Linked DNA regions of Homo sapiens: region 1 is linked to region 2. Evidence: read pairs that join two places in POLR2A ChIA-PET (ENCODE). Cell type or tissue: Caco-2. All regions are shown on one strand. Links, peaks and the distances in the headings refer to the core of each region. The heading gives the core; the rest is flanking DNA. Region 1 has its middle 44 kb from the start of OPTC. Region 2 has its middle 7.0 kb from the start of ATP2B4.

Region 1 (8,156 bases), core at 2,284-4,783, 80 kb after region 2:
AGAAGTATAGCATACCAGCAAAATAAAATAAGACCAACTTACTACTTTCTACCCATCACATTGGCTAAAGTTAAAACACAAAATAATATATCAAGGCTTTTGGGAAACGGTTATGCACGTATATCTGTTTTTTATACTATCCTGTCTCCAGATGCACATATATCCTTGATAGGAGTGGAAATCTAAATTGGTACCAAGTTTTTGGAAGGCAATGTGTAGTATGTATTCCATTTTCATTCAATTTCCAGGAATTTATTCTATAGAAAAACTTACACACGTACAGTCATGAGTAATGTGTGGGTACAAGGATGTCTCCTTTAGCAGCTTATGAGAACAACGACAAAAAATAAAATAAAATAAAACTAGATCATTTCCTATTTCTGTTTCTTTCTTTGAACAAGGTACAATTGATTAAGTTTACACTCCACAAATTACAATTCTTCTTTCAGAAATTACTTACTTTGATTGGAGTCTAAGGCATTTCCAAACTCTTCAGTCACACTTTCCAGAAAATATCTCAGTTTATTCCCACATTCACTGTGTATGAGTTTTACTGCTTTACTTCTCAGAGGACAATCTTATTTTCTAGGACTCATGTATTAGCAATTAGAAAACTGGTAAAATGCCATGTGGGTTCAATGTTACCAACTTTCCTTCCCCACTTTAGAGACTAAAGGGCTGTTGCTCTTATGGACTCATGACCAAATTGTCGAGGAAGAGGGATCCTGAATGCAAGGTACGGATGTTGGGGATGCAGAGGAGAAGGGAACCAAAATAGGAGTTACTAGTAAGTGCTCATCATCATAAAAAGCAGTAGATCACACTGTGGGATATTTTACTCCCTAGGAGACATTTGGTCATACCTGAGGAAGTTTCGGGTTGTCACAACTAAGAGGCTGTTATTGGCATCTAGTTGGTAGAGGCCAGGGATGTTGCTAAGTATCCTACAATGCACAGGACATCTCCCCACAACAAAGAATTATCCAGCCCAGGATAACAATAGTACTAAAATTGATGACTGATATAAGGTGATGCAAAGCACCTTACATGGATTATTTTATTAATAGTTGCAATGACTCTATGAGGTAGGAACAATAGAAAATCTCTTTAATAGACTTTCACTAACTCAACTTATTAATCAAATTAACGGATGTTCGCTGCCTCTTCCATAAAACATATGCAGTGATGTTTATGGTCACAAAATGTTCAAGGCTGGCCACTCTCTGGGATGCCTGTGCACTTCTGCTTCATCACTAGAACTGTACTTACCAAGTTGCTTTTAGTAATGGACCTTGTAATTTTTTATTATTGTAATTATGTATTTTAGTCACATATTACATAAATCAGAGTTTCCCAATTTTTTTTTTTTTTGAGACAGAGTCTTGCTCTCTTCCCCAGGCTGGAGTGCAATGGCATGATCTTGGCTCACTGCAGCCTCCACCTCCTGGGTTCAAGCGATTCTCCTGCCTCAGCCTCCCAAGTAGCTGGGCGTGCACCATCATGCCAGGCTAAGTTTTCTATTTTAGTAGAGATGAGGTTTCACTATGTTGGCCAGGCTGATCTGGAACTCCTGACCTCAGCTGATCCGCCCACTTCAGCCTCCCAAAGTGCTAGGATAATAGGCATAAGCCACCGCACCTGGCCCCAAGAGTTTCCCAATCTTGGCACTGACATAAATGAATGAAATGAGTGCAAAGATAAAGAGAGTTTTTCTATGATAGCATAGTCTCATGTGGCAGAGACTGGCTATGTCCTCACAAACCTGTCTCCTCTAATTGCTGGGCACAGAGTTGGACTACATTTCCCAGAACCCTTTGCATTGGATGGGACTATGTCTCTACTTTTCTTACCAAGGGACTGTGAGCAGAAGTGGTATGCTTCCACTTCTTATCTTCCAGGCTGAGGTAGTTAGTTAAGAGCGAGTGTGCCTTCATCGTCCTTCGCCTCTTTCTTTCCCCTTCTTCTCACTTGATGCATTCAAAAGCAGTAACCTTGGAAGCCACATATGGAAGATTGCAGAGCCAAAAATGAAGGGCCTACACATCCCTGAATCATGCTTGGAGGAGAGCCACTCATCAATTAGGAGCACCTGCTTTGGCCTCTATGTGAATAAGAAACTTCCATTGTTCTTGAATTGCTATACATTTCTGGGTTTGATTGTTAGAGTAAATAGTGTTTTCTTAAAAAAAAAAACACAACAGGGTTGAAAGTTTTGGAAATACTTGTAAAAGTGAGTCCCTCAAAATTCACAATTAAATTAGGTGTGGAGGCCAGGCGCAATGGCTCATGCCTGTAAACTCAGTACTTTGGGAGGCTGAGGCGGGCGGATCACCTGAGGTCAGGAGTTTTAGACCAGCCTGGCCAACATGGTGAAACCCTGTCTCTACTAAAAATACAAAAGAAAATTAACGGGGTGTGGTGGTGGCTGCCTGTAATCCCAGCTATTCGGGAGGCTGAGATAGAAGAACCTCTTGAACCCAGGAGTTGGAGGTTGCAGTGAGCTGAGACCGCGCTGCCGCATTCCAGCCTGGGTGACAGAGCGAGACTCCATCTCAAAAAAAAAAAAAAAAAAAAAAAAAGAAACAAACAAACAAAAAATTAGTTGTGGGAGAGACAATGGTAAAATATTGGGATATTGGGAACGAAGTCATAAGCATCTAAAAGAATTTTACTTTTCTATTTATTTTTAAGAGTCTTTAAGCTCTGGTTTCATTTTGAGGAAATCATTGACTATGCATTGCTGGCATGGCTTGTGGAAGGAAACCATCTTGGATTCTAATCAGCAAACCCAAAAGGCCCAGCCTTACATCAAAGGATTGACCTGTATTCATGTGCATTTAGCTATTTTAAGTTGAAACTCAAGGTTTAAAGTAAATATATATCATTTTTTATGATGTCTGGCTTTAACTAATTTTTTAAAATAAACTACTTACCACTAGTGTCGATCCCATTGAGTGAGAGAACTTCTAGAGCTCTGCCAATTTACAAAGGAGGAATCTGGGGTTCCAGAAGGTATGGTGACTTTCCCAAATCACATGGATAGCAGGTGGCCCAGCCAGCATTTACTCTAGGCTCCCACTTCCCCAATGTTACTCGTGGTGTCTTTTTTTCCTCTTGGGAACTCTGGGAATACTGAGCCAAAGGCCATGATCTCTGTATCTGATGGAGAAGCCAGTTCTGGCTTCCAGAGGCTTGTTACAAACAATGGGTAGCAAATGCTCCCAAGGAAGTTGCTCATTTGGCAAATGCTTTAGTTTTTAGGGGTACTTAACTGCATGAAAAATAGAGCCAAGGAGCACAGACCCTGGCTCTGTGTCAGTCCTGCTCAGAGATCCCAATGCAGGCTCCACCTCAATGCAACTGGTGTCTCCATCCCTGCGATGCTATAGCCACCAGTCTTCGGGAAATGCTCCCGATCTCAGGCTCCCTCTCACTGTCCCAGAACTTTCTTTATGGTTCACAAACACATTAAGCACATTATCTTGTTTAAGTCTCTCAACCACCCTGTAAGTTAGGCAGGGCAGATTTAACCTCATCTTATAGAACGTTGAAGCTGAGAGAGGTTTCATTATTTTCTGAAGTCCCATGGTTGCTATGTGGTAGGGTTAGAAAGGAAATATCAACACAGGTTTTTTATTTCCCAGTTCTGCCACACCAAGTGAACTTCAGCCACCACATCAAATCCTGTCACCCTACAACCCTGTGCGCCTTCAGCAGAGGCAGCTTGGAGCCCTAGTGAGAGAAGGCCTTTGGCAGCGGCCAGTCCTGTTTTGAGCCAGGGCTCTGACTCTTATCAGCCTGAGCTGTGGTTTCTTCATCTTTTACGTGGACGTGGGTAAACATATCAACTCATTCATGAATGGTGAAGACTGTGTACATATTTGGTGAAAGTCATGATTGCAGTGCCTGGCTCACAGTAAATGTTCCATCACTGCTTACCCCCCCCACCCATCTGCTCTCTACAGTTTGTGTTGTATCTGTACCCACCTAAGTGCTGATGTCTGTGCCTGCACCTGTACATTGCATTCTGCCCCTACAACTGACTAGATGCTGGGCTTCTTCTGCCTGGATGGAAGCTTCCCAAGAGCAGGGACCATGACTCCTTCATGAAAAATGCTGTGAGATGGCTTCTTTCCTTGACCAGGAGCCAGGAGATCTGGATTCCAATCTTGTGTTACTTTCTTCCTCTGAGCCTCAATTTCCCGTTTGTAAAGTGAGGGAGTTTGACTAGATGCTCTCTAAAGTCCTTTTGAATGATGATGATCCATGGTTTCTAGATCTCTCACATCAGACTGGAAGCTCCCTGAAGCCAGAGGAACAGTGGCTGCCTCACCCCCTGGATATTTCCACCCCAGAAAGGGCTCTGCGTATTCACAAGCCTTTAAGTGCACAGCACTGTGTGCCAAGCATGGTGCTACCATCTTGGGAGAGACACAAGGAACAGAAAACAGTTCTTCCCCCCAGGAGTCCTGCCTGCCACACTTATTGAGGAGACAATACAAACACAAATTAAAAAGCTGAAGATCCTAGCTCAAGCCCTGGGCATCTCTCCACTGGAGAAATACAAACAACCTCCTAACAGACCTTCTTGCTTCTCATATCCCTCCTTGCCAGTTCATTATCTCAACTATACAAAAGTCTAAGACTGATCAGCTCACCTGCCTCAAAGCCTTTCATGGCCCCCTGTGTCTTTCCAGTGACAATCTGAACTCATTAGCATGATACCAAACCCTCTGCTATCAGGTCTCTGCCTTCCCGGCAGGGTTCCAATCATGATCACTTTTCAATGGCAACCTGGACTCTGGACATTTGGCACCACCTCCCCTCATCCCATTCCTCACCTCTACCCCAGTAAGCCCGGCCAAACTTTGCAACCACCATGACTCACTTGATTAGCTTAGGTACAATCTGATGACATCTCTTTTACTTCTCTCATTTCAACATTTGAGCCTGAGGTGCCCTTATCAGCAAGAATTTCAGGATCTTTCTGGTAAGGCCTCTCATCTCCCTCTACTCTCTGGTACACAATTGCCCAACAACTTGGGGGTTTGCGTAATCCAAAGAGATTAGTGTGTGAAGGAAGGGAAAATATAGGAAAGAACAGAGCCCTGCCGAATAAAGTGGGGCAGGTTTCCTGGAGAAAGAGACTTTCATCAGGATTTAGACACATATGAGAACTTGGGCAGGTAGTTTGTGTTGGCAACGGGGATGGGCAGACCCCTGAATATAGGAGCAATACCCAAGAGGTGAAAAGAAGCAGCATCCCTGGGTCAGACTACAGTGACCTCAAGTTGATAAATTCCAGTCTGGTAAGACTCTCAGGAAATGGGTGAACTCATTCAGTGCTGATAATGTTTCAGATTGGTATAGTCCTAGAGAGCCATAAACATAGTCTTGCTTTTGACAAGTAATCTTGCTCATGAAAATTTATGCTAAGGAAATAATTCAATTGAACACCAAAAACTCTGAACAACAATATTCATAGAGGCATTCTTTAAACTAGGGAAAATTTGGAAGCAGTCTGAAATTCAACAGTAGGAGTTGATTAAATGTAATATGAAGTGGCCATATAATGAAGTGTTGGGAAGACATTAAAAATTATACTTAAAGCCAGGTGCAGTGGCTCACACCTGTAATCCCAGCACTTTGGGAGGCCGAGGTGGGCGGATCACTCGAGGCTAGGGGTTCGAGTCCAGCCTGGTCAACATGGTGAAACCCCATCTCTATTAAAAATACAAAATTAGCCAGGCGTGGTGGTATGTGCCTGTAATCCCAGCTACTTGGGATGCTGAGGCAGATGAATCACTTGAACCCAGGAGGCGGAGGCTTCAGTGAGCTGAGATTGTGCCACTGCACTCTAGCTTGGACAGCAGAACAAGACTCTGTCTCAAAAAAAAAATTAAAAATGATACTTAAGATTTGTATTATTCAAAAACAATTCAGCAAATATTGATGGAGATGTTCATGGGGTTAGTTTCTTCCAAGGCCACTGTCCTTGGCTTGCAGATGACTGTCTCTTTCCTGTGTCTTCATGTGATCTTCCCTCTGTGTCCGTTTCCTGGTCTCCTTTTCTTCTAAGGACACCAGTAATATTGGATTGGGCCTGCCGTAATGACTTCATTTTAACTTAATCCCCTCTTTAAAGGCCCTGTCTCCAAATAGAGTCACATTCTGAGGTACTGTCAGTTGGGACTTCAACATATGAATTTGAAGGAACATAGCTCAGTCTCTAACAAGATTTTCTGTCTGGGACTGTGCTGTGGGTTTGTGGGACTAAGACATAAAGGACCCAACCACTGGTGGCCAACATCTGCAGACAAGGAAAAGGCTGTCTTTGATGGAAGGATGGAACTCTGACAGGGAAAGGCAGTGGTCTGCAGCAGTGTTTGCAGGGGACAATTAGGGAAAAGGTGGGAAGCAGGACACAGATCCCATTTGGTGGATATGGAGTGGTACTTGGATGGTGTACACACAGTACTCAAGGGCTATAATCAGGAAGTGCCTTATTTTGTCTCTCACTTTCCTTTAAAGTTTATTTACCTTGGAAAATTTCCTCCTCTGCTCCTGTATTAAAAAAATCACACAGTCTTCTGACTTTCTTTTTTTTTTTTTTTTTTTTGGGACGGAGTCTCGCTCTGTCACCCAGGCTGGAGTGCAATGGCAGCGATTCTCTTGCCTCAGCCTCCCAAGTAGCTGGAATTACCGGCATGCACCACCAAGCCTGGCTAATTTTTGTATTTTTAGTAGAGATGGGGTTTTGTCATGTTGGCTAGGCTGGTCTCAAACTCCTGACCTCAGGTGGTCCACCCACCTTGGCCTCCCAAAGTGTTGGGATTACAGGCATGAGCCACCGCACCCAGCCAGTCTTCTGACTTTGTATTCACTCTTAGGTAAGTCTTTCGGGTCATGTTAAGTTGTCAAACTCTGCCCCAATTTAGAAATTAAAATGTCAAGCCCCGTGTAATAATAAAAGTTTCCAACTTAAGCTATAGCCTTTTGTGTGGTTGGGGCTGCCAAGGTGGGCTGTTGGGGCTGCCAAGGTGGGCTGTCTGGGCAGGGGCCGGGCGATGGGCTTCTTCTCTCTTTGTGCTAACCTCCTCCCTCTACTCATTCTCCCTGTCTCTGCCTCTGTTTCTTGTCCCTATGGGATTGGGGTTGAAGGAGGGAAAAAAGATAGACTCTTCTTGTACACATATTATCTCTGTGGCTAGAACAGGATTCTCCAGCTCTTGGCTGGGGAGTGGTAACACTCCCTGGGCTGTGAGGGATAGAATGGCTTTGAACAGGCTTGTCAGTGGTGGACCAGTTGGCCAAGAGCCGAGAGACAAGGGAGTCATCACCCAAGACCTCCCGGCTGCCAAGGAGGTGACACAGCCTGCTCTGTGTTTTCTCAAATGGCCATCTTAACTTCAGCATGCTCCTAATCATGAATCATCTTGTGACTGCAGCTAGTTCTTACAAGAACCTTTCAAGGAAAGAAGTAAGCCAACTCCAACAGAAACTGCAATGAAAATTGATTGCGATTCTGGGTCCACATTTAATTTTACATTCTCCATGGAAGCTCTAGGAGACGTCAGAAGTGGTAATCCTCATGAAAGAGAAACAAGGTCAGCCTTTGTCTGACATCTCACAGTGGTTAGGCACCGGGGCCTGAATCTGCAGAACTTTGACCTGAGAGATGCTGAATTACTCACTTGAATGAGACTTTGTGGGGTTAAGAACAGGCTTTGGTGCCACAGACTTTAATTCTGATCCCATCTCTATATTAATTTGCTCTGTGTCTTTGAACAAGCCACCTAGCCTCTCTGGGCCTTAGTTTTATTTTATCTAGCAGATAATAAGTTTTCACTCATGAGGTTGTCATAAGGATTGCAACACACAAAATATACAAAAACATCTACCCAGTACCTGGTGCATGAAAGGTCTTAAATTAATTTTATATGCTTCCCCTATTAATGCTGAAATACAGTCTATTTCTTGGTCTGAATTAAGACCACAGTCATCTGAGATGTGGCTGGGTTAATTCCCCAGCAGTCCAGACCATGTTTAGATTTCTAGGACCTGAGGGTAACCCAAGTAACACTATGGGGAAGGATGCAGTTAGGGTTGTTTAGGCAGAGATGCTGCTCAAAGAATTTCTATTTCTCTTCTGGAAC
Region 2 (8,156 bases), core at 3,730-6,229:
CAGAGCTGCAGATTTAATGGCTTGTCAGGCTCCCTGCTGGATGGCAACAACATGACATTTTAGCACCAATGAGTGTCAGTTGCATCTTTATCATAAGAAAGCCAGTCTCTGAAATGACTGTTTAAATGTATTAAAGTATATTTTAAGCTCGTCTGCAGTGGCTGTGTGTGGAGGCATTGCCTAACTGTTCAGTAAACTTGTCTTGGGGGAATGACAATTTAGGCCAGATGTATGGTCCCAATAAAGAAGAAGTCTGCTTTGGCTGCCTGTTTTGTGGGGACTGGGAAATGATACCCTTTCATAGCTGGTTATTATTGGAAAGGTAAGATCTTCCCCTCAAGCTCCCTGGATTCCAGGGAGACAGGCTCTGCCAGGGAGGTGCTGTCAAAAGAGGCTCTGATGGCTGTCCCACATCTGGCTGGCTAGGATTCAGGGGCAGGCCAGGTTTATGACTTCCAGGGTGGCTGTAGATCCTCCCCTTGACCGGCTGTGGGGTTGTGGGATGAGAAAAAAGGAATCCCCCTCCCACTCCATTCCCACCCCAGCTCTGCTGCAGACAGGAGGGAGGGATGTCGGGGGGTGGGTCAATGTGACCCCAGAGGAGCCGAGGGGACCATAGCCTGATCTCTGTCACTGAGCTGACCACTGAGGCCTGTGTTTTCTGGAAAGCTAGAAGCCTCAGTGCTTCGCTTCTTGCAGCGGCAGGTTTGAGGTCTAGAACGGGTAAAAATAAATCTATCCATAAAAATAACCACTAGATGTGGGAAAATGGAGTTGGCCCCCCTGGGGCAAGAAGGAGGACACTGCCTCTGGCATCAGAAGTTCATAGTCTGCCTGTTCTGCTCAGCTCTGAGCAGTCCTGTTTCCCTCTTCTCCCTGCTGTACTCTTGACTTTACAGGTTCCTGTTCTTTAGATCTAGCCTGGCTCTCCTCAGCCTCCTGAACTCCCCATAGCAGGTCAGTCTCTACAGGGCTTACATCACTGTGGACCCTGTCCCTACCCCATCTCTCACTTGAGGAAAATGCAGTCAGCACTGTCTCTCACTTAGGTGTTTAACAGAATGTGTTCCTCTGCCTCTTGATGACTCCACCTTGAGTTTTCCAAATCTTCCTCACCATTTCCTGTACCTCCCCCGAATGCAGACTGCATGACTCCCTGTTGTGAATATCTACCATTTTGCCTTGGCTAGAACAGCAGCCATTTTCCCCATGCCCGAACCCAGTTCTTTGGGACGTCCTTTCTTCTCACTGTTAAGATGGAAACTGGGCCAGGCATGGTGGCTCATGCCTGTAATCCCAGCACTTTGAGAGGCCGAGGTGGTTGGATCACTTGAGGTCAGGAGTTCAAGACCAGCCTGGGCAACATGGTGAAACCCCGTCTCTACCAAAAATACAAAACTTAGCTGGCACGGTGGTGCGCGCCTGTAGTCCCAGCTACTCGGGAGACTGAGGCAGGAGAATCGCTTGAAACCAGGTGATGGAGGTTGCAGTGAGCTGAGATTGCACCACTGTACTCCAGCCTGGGTGACAGAGTGAGACTCTGTATCAGTAAATAAATACATAAATAAAAATACAAAAAAAAATCACTGGGCATGCCTGTAATTCCAGGTACTCAGGAGGCTGAGGCCCGAGAATCACTTGAACCCCAGAGGCTGAGGTTGCAGTGAGCTGAGATCGTGCCACTGTACTCCAGCTTGGGTGACAGAGTGAGACTCCATCTCAAAACAAAACAAAACAAAACAAAAAACAACAATTGAAACTGACATTTTATTAGCAGTCCTAACCCCACCTGACCCAAGCTGAGCCAATTACATCCTTTCCTGAGAGTTTTGCACTTACGATTAAACAGAAAACAAGGCTTGGTCCCTGCTGTGACTACTGTGAAGAGATACTCTGGAAGTATCAGAGGTCAAGTATCTTATACTCTGGAAGTATCAGGGGTCAAGTTCCCTGCCCCATGGAAGAAGCCTGCAATAAAAAAGAATACAGCTCGCATGCAAGAGAGGCAGACGAGAAAGCTAAGGAGTGAGTGCCAGCAGCACTGGAGTTCGTTGTACCTCATATCCCACTGTACCCCTGCCTTTCCTACAAATGAGTTACATGACTCATTGTGCATGCCTACGCTAGATGAAACTAGGTTTTTTGGTCACTTGTACTAAGTAATGTAGAAATGTAGTGTAGAAAGTAATATAGAAAGTCTTTGAGCTACTAGCTACCATTTAGATTCAGTCATTTCTGTGCATTTTATTCATTCAGTTAAGTATCTCTGAACACCTACTATTCAATTTAGCATACATTTATTGAATGTCTACTGTTTCAACATCTACTGGGCCCAGATGAGGTATACAGAGGTAATAAGCTTATAGTTTAGTAGAAGGAAAAGATGCTTTCATAGCATGAGTAGCTACAATCAAAGATGCTATAATCTTTTAAATGTATTTACTGAATGCTTACTATGTGCTAGGTAGTACATATTAAAAGATGAAATATAAAATGCTAGGAAATGCTAGGGAGTGATTGCCTCAGATGGGAATATTAGAAGGCTCTAGGAAGGAGATAATATTTGCAAGTACCTGAAAAATCTTGAAAAGCAAGCTTTAAACTGTTTTGGATGGAGGCGGGGTTAGGGTGGGACATGAGCAAAGGTCTGGAGGTAGAAAGAATAGAGAACGAGGTGGGTGGGTTGCCTGAGGCCAGGAGTTCAAGCCTGGCCTGGGCAACATGGCAAAACCCCATCTCTAGTAAAAAAATTAGCTGGGTGTAGTGGTACACACCTGTAATCCCAGCTACTTGGGAGGCTGAGGCACAAGAATAGTTTGAACCCAGGAGGCAGAGTTTGCGGTGAGCCGAGATTGCACCACTGCACTCCAGTCTGGGTGACAGAGTGATAGTCTGTCTCAAAAAAAAAAAAAAAAGAAAAAAAAAAAGAAAAAGAAAAAAGAAAAAAGAGTAGAGGAGAAAGACTGGGGAGGTAGTTTGAGTTCAGTCAATGGAGGGCCCTGAGTGGCCTCACTGGGTCTGTGTTTAGTAAGCTGGCTGTGGCAGTAGTGTGTAGGGTAGACTGCAAGCCTAAAGATGGTGGGAGGGATAATCCAGGCACAATGCATTACTAGGCAGTGTTATGGAACATAGTGATATGTAACATAGTCCCTGCCTTCCAGAAGCCTCTAATCTGGTTGTGGAGATATATAAAGCAGATAACAACAGAATAAAGTATATGCTGAAGTCTAAAACTTTGTTCCAGGTGAAAAACCCAGTGAAAGTTTAGCGAAGGAAAGCTGAAGATGGGCTGGAAGCTTTGCAGAAGGCTTCTTAGAGTTGGTGAGACTCCAGTTGGACTTTTCGATTATTTCTAATGCTTTTCTTTCTACCTCCTTGCAGAGCAGGCCTGGTGATGGCTGCAGGGTAGACAGATGTATTTATCTGAGTAACTTCTGCCCCCATGTCCTTTGTCTATCCTTATTATACAAAACCCAGGGCAAGGGTTCTAATGGGGAAGAAACTGGATCCAGGAAGACCCACTGAGCTCCAGCTAAGGGACTGGGGGCATGAACGCTAGGCAGAGATACCAAGGCAGAAGTCCTTGGACTTGGCTTAGGTCAAGATGGCAGGAGATCAGAGAAGGCTGCTAGATGGAGACACAGATAGCCAGGGTTTACCCTCCAAGACATTCTCATGTACAATCAAAACAACTAATTCTCTGGCTGGGCGTGGTGGCTCACGCCTGTAATCCCAGCACTTTGGAAGATGAAAGTGGGCAGATCACTTGAGGTCAGGAGTTCGAGATCAGCCTGGCCAGCACAGCAAAACCCCGTCTCTACTAAAAATACAAAAAAATTATCTGGGCATGGTTGCATACGCCTGTAATCACAGCTACTCAGGAGGCTGAGTTCAAGCCTCCCATTCAAGCGGGAATTGCTTGAACCCAGGAGGCGAAAGTTGCAGTGAGTGGAGATCGCGCCACTGCACTCCGGCATGGGCGACAGACTGAGACTCAGTCTCAAAAACAAGACCAAAAACGAAAAACAACAACTAATTCTCAAGTTCAGATTGAGCGTTGCTTCAGGAATCAGGGAGGGTCTGCTCAGGGAAGACAATGGTGACTTCAGCTAAGAGGGTCCAAGAAAGATAAAGATGAATAATTCTTGCTATATTTATATGAGAGAGAAGCAAATATCAGCAGCTGTTTCAGCAGCAATAGCAGCAGCAGGCTGGGCTATTTCTCCACTGCAAGAACCTTGCTGGGTCCTCCATGGGAGGGCTGGCTTCCAGCTCACCCCCTTGCTGAGTGTGGGTGGTCTTCTACACTTGACAAGCAACAATTTCATTTTTCCCACTTCCTGGAATTCCTGTGAGAGGACTGGATGGAACAGCCTTTACAGAGATCATTAGAAAGGGTGTCTGAATCTGCAAGGGTGGGATGCAGAATTAAATCAAAGGACACTTTCTCTGAGGGCTTGAGGAGCTGGTCTCAGAGGACCACCTAGTTAGTGTCACCACAGAGATCTTTGTGGCTCAACTTTTGTTTGTTGGGTTTTTGTTCTTTGTGTATTGCTGGTTTCATGCTCTGATTCTGGCAATAATGAGGATTACTAGGGATGCCAAGCGTTCCATGTTACTCTGCCATCTAGGCGGCCACTGTGTTAGAGGTGGGTTAAGCTGGGCAGAGACAGCCTGTGTTCATGGGAAAAACCTGTGTGTTGGGCTGTGTGCTCCTGGAGGCAGAGGATTGTCTCTTCTCCATCTTTGCATCCCCAGTGACTAGAACATCAAAGGCATCTGTGCATACTGTTAAATGAAGGAGTGCAGAATTTGACATGAGAAAACCCGAAACGGGAGGTGAGGGCCAGAAGCATCTTTCTGATTCAGTACTTTCGATGAGATACAGAATTTGTTTGATTTACTTGGGTGCATATTTTGCTGTTCTAATTTCATTCTGGTTCAATTGCTTTGGAAGCTGCAGTTGTTTGATTTTAATTTCACTTTGAACTCATTAACTAGGCTGTTATTATTTTTTTTTAACGCGTTTGGTTCATGATTTGTTTTTCTAACAAAATATTTGTCTCTCATTTATTTCAGGGTATAACAAATTAATGCCATTTAAAAATAGTTTTTGGTTAATGGTTGGGCTCAATAGAGCTGAGGAAGTGAGTGTGGAGTGAAGGGAACAAGCAATGGTTTTTAAATTGAATTTTGAATCCTAATTAGAGAATCAGCAATGCCCTAAGTGCTCATTAAGTTTCAAATGAAAATCAAAAAGGAAGCCCAACTGGAAGGATCCTTGCTGACCCCATGCTAGATAGAGTTTACAACCTGTCCCACCCCAGAAGCCCCCTGTTCCAGAGCCTTTAATAGTTCTGTGTTTGCACAGTACATTGCAGTTTACAAACCCACTGAGCTCCAGCTAAGGGACTACGTAAAATATTTAATTTGATCCTTGCAATAGTCCTATATGGCAGGAAGAATAGGGCATGAGTTATTATTCCCATCTTACAGTTGGGGAAACTGAGGCTCAGAAAGGCTGACTACATTGTTTGGTATCACACAGTTCATGGTAGAAATATAACAGAAATCCTTTAACTGCTGGCCCAAGCCTCTTTCCCTTGCCTTGGTGTGACAGGCTTTCTTGCCGTCTACATTCCGGGCCAATTCTGCAGGCTTCAGGATCCACAGATTTGGGGAGAACTGGGGAGAGAAGCCCTGGCTGGGAGGGGATGCTGGGAAAGGAGAGGTGGCAGTGGAACCTATCTCCTTGCCAGGAACTGAATCCCAGCTCTTCTGCTTCTCCAGATGACACTGGAGCCTGGATTTCTGAAACTCACCTTCTCATTTTGGGGAGACCACAGGAGGCAGGCCCTCCCAGAAACCTAGTGTACAATTTACTTTATCAGAGGTGCTCAGCTCTCTTCAGTCTCTCCGTGACTTAGCAGCTCCTGACCCCCATCTTCACGACCCCTTCCAGACATATAGCTGGTGAAGCCATGGCTTCCCAGCCTGGCCCCAGCAAATGCTCATGTTGTGCGCTTACCTTTCAGTCATTCATCCAGCTAACACTTCTTGAGCCTACTATGTGCCAAACAAAGAAGCAAGCCACTTTACCTGCATTATTGCCTTTTACTTTTGGAGTCCTAAGAAGTAGGTGTCGTCCAGGCGTGGTGGCTCATGCCTATAATCCCAGCACTTTGGGAGGCCGAGGCAGGTGGATCACCTGAGGTCAGGAGTTCAAGACCAGCCTGGCCAACATGGTGAAACTCTTGTCTCTACTAAAACTACAAAAACTAGCAGGTATGGTGGCAGATACCTGTAATCCCAGCTGCTCGGGAAGCTGAAGCAGGAGAATCACTTGAACCTGGGAGGTGGAGGTTGCAGTGAGCTGAGATGGCACCACTACACTCCAGCCTGGGCAACAGAGTGAGACTCCACCTCAAAAAAAAAAAAAAAAAGAGAGAGAGAGAAAGGAGCATTCAGGCCCAACCCTGAGTGTCTGGGGCAGCAGGGAAGACAGAAATTTTAAATGTCTGTCTAGGCTGTGTGTCCATCTCACTGTAACAAGAGCTGAGAATGGCGAAAATGTTTTGTGCTCACCACAGAGGCTCTTGGTCCATGGGGGAGGAAGGCGGGAAAAGGATAACTACTCTCTGTATTTAACCTGGGAAGTGTGCAGAGTAGAGGTGGAGACCAGGCTACTTGGGGCAGAGAGCTGGACTGGGTGAATTTTTGTTTTGTTTTGAGATGGAGTTTCGCTCTTTTCGCCCAGGTTGGAGTGCAATGGCGCGATCTTGTCTCACTGCAACCTCTGCCTCCCAGGTTTAAGCAATTCTCCTGCCTCAGCCTCCTGAGTAGCTGAGATTACAGGTGTGCGCTATCATGCCCAGCTAATTTTTGTATTTTTAGTAGAGATGGGGTTTCACCATATTGGTCAGGATGGTCTCAAACTCCTGACCTCAGGCGATCCACCCGCCTCGGCCTTCCAAAGTGCTGGGATTACAGGCATAAGGCCTCAGGCCCAGCCAACTGGGTGAATGTTTTTAAATAAACTGCTCACTACCCAACAACTGTCTGCCTGACTCTGTTCCCAGCTCCTTTGGGTCTTCCCAGACCTCTAGAGAAGGAGGCATCCTGTACTCTTGGGAAGTCTCTCCACCCATGCCCCTGCCTCCAAACTGAACTGCAGGTGGCTCAAAAGATAGTGAATGCTCAGAGAAGAAGACTTTGTAGCCTCCCTGGGTTACATACCCCTGCTTTTAGCTACGAGATGCAAGCAAGTTCTTCAGGAGGTCTGTTCTTAGTCCTAAGTGCACACTCTCATGGGGCATCCACCAGAAACAAAAAGAGAGCAACAACTGAGATATGAGGCATTTTAAGACTTTTGCTGAGTCTTCCCCAGCATCCCTCTCTCAACTGATTTAGAGGCCCTTTCGTCTACTGGAACTGAAAGTGAGGATGACATAGAGAGGTGCTTGCCAGAGGCAAGGAGGAGTGGGGGAGGCATTGCTCCAGTCTGGCTTCATCTGCCTTCTTAGCTTCTTCTGGGACTTGGTGTCAGGGGTAAAGAGCAAGTTTATGGGCACGAAAAGCTAAACCTGTAGTGTTACATGGAGGAGTATTGGTTCTCTGTTAGGAACCACAGACAACGTTTTATTTTTGTTTTATTTTTTAAATTAATTAATTTAGAGACAAGATCTCACCCTGTCACCTAGGCTGGAGTGCAGTGGCTCAATATTGGCTCTCTGCAGCCTCAACCTCCTGAGCTCAAGCAATTCTCCCATCTCAGCCTCCCAGGTAGCTGGGACTACAGGTGCATGCCACCATGCCCAGCTATTTATTTTTATTTTTTGTAGAGACAAGGTTTCACGCCATGTTGCCCAGGCTGGTCATGAACTCCTGGGCTCAAGTGATCTGCCCACCCTCCATGAGCCACCGTGCCCGGACTTATTTATGGTTTGCTAAGTGGCCTTTGCAAAGTGTTCAACCTCTCTAGGCCCCTGTGGGTTTCCCACATCTGTGGCACTGGTGTACAGGTGGGGGACACAATGGGCTGTCTTTCCTATGTAGGGTGAAACCTGAAACGTCACTAATTAATTTGAGGGAAAGGCCCAGGGCAGCACCTTGAACCAAGATCCTTGGGATAAGTTAGAAACACAGAGGCAGATTCT

The links. ChIA-PET counts read pairs that join two places held together with the same protein. Peaks named below come from ENCODE experiments on the same cell type or tissue, not always from the same donor. Only the 100,000 strongest peaks of a DNase experiment are listed, where the experiment ranks them.
Region 1: POLR2A ChIA-PET joins it to region 2 with 10 read pairs; 9 of 35 experiments call an interaction of 5 or more read pairs at or near these places.

The regions. Positions count from the first base shown.
Region 1 is chr1:203,533,926-203,542,081 of GRCh38, reverse strand. No RefSeq gene overlaps it. Among named protein-coding and RNA genes, the nearest start is that of OPTC, 44 kb to the right of the region's middle. In Caco-2, for the core only: no CTCF peak of the experiment used is centred there; a DNase peak (open chromatin) is centred at 3,791.
Region 2 is chr1:203,615,711-203,623,866 of GRCh38, reverse strand. No RefSeq gene overlaps it. Among named protein-coding and RNA genes, the nearest start is that of ATP2B4, 7.0 kb to the left of the region's middle. In Caco-2, for the core only: no CTCF peak of the experiment used is centred there; no DNase peak of the experiment used is centred there.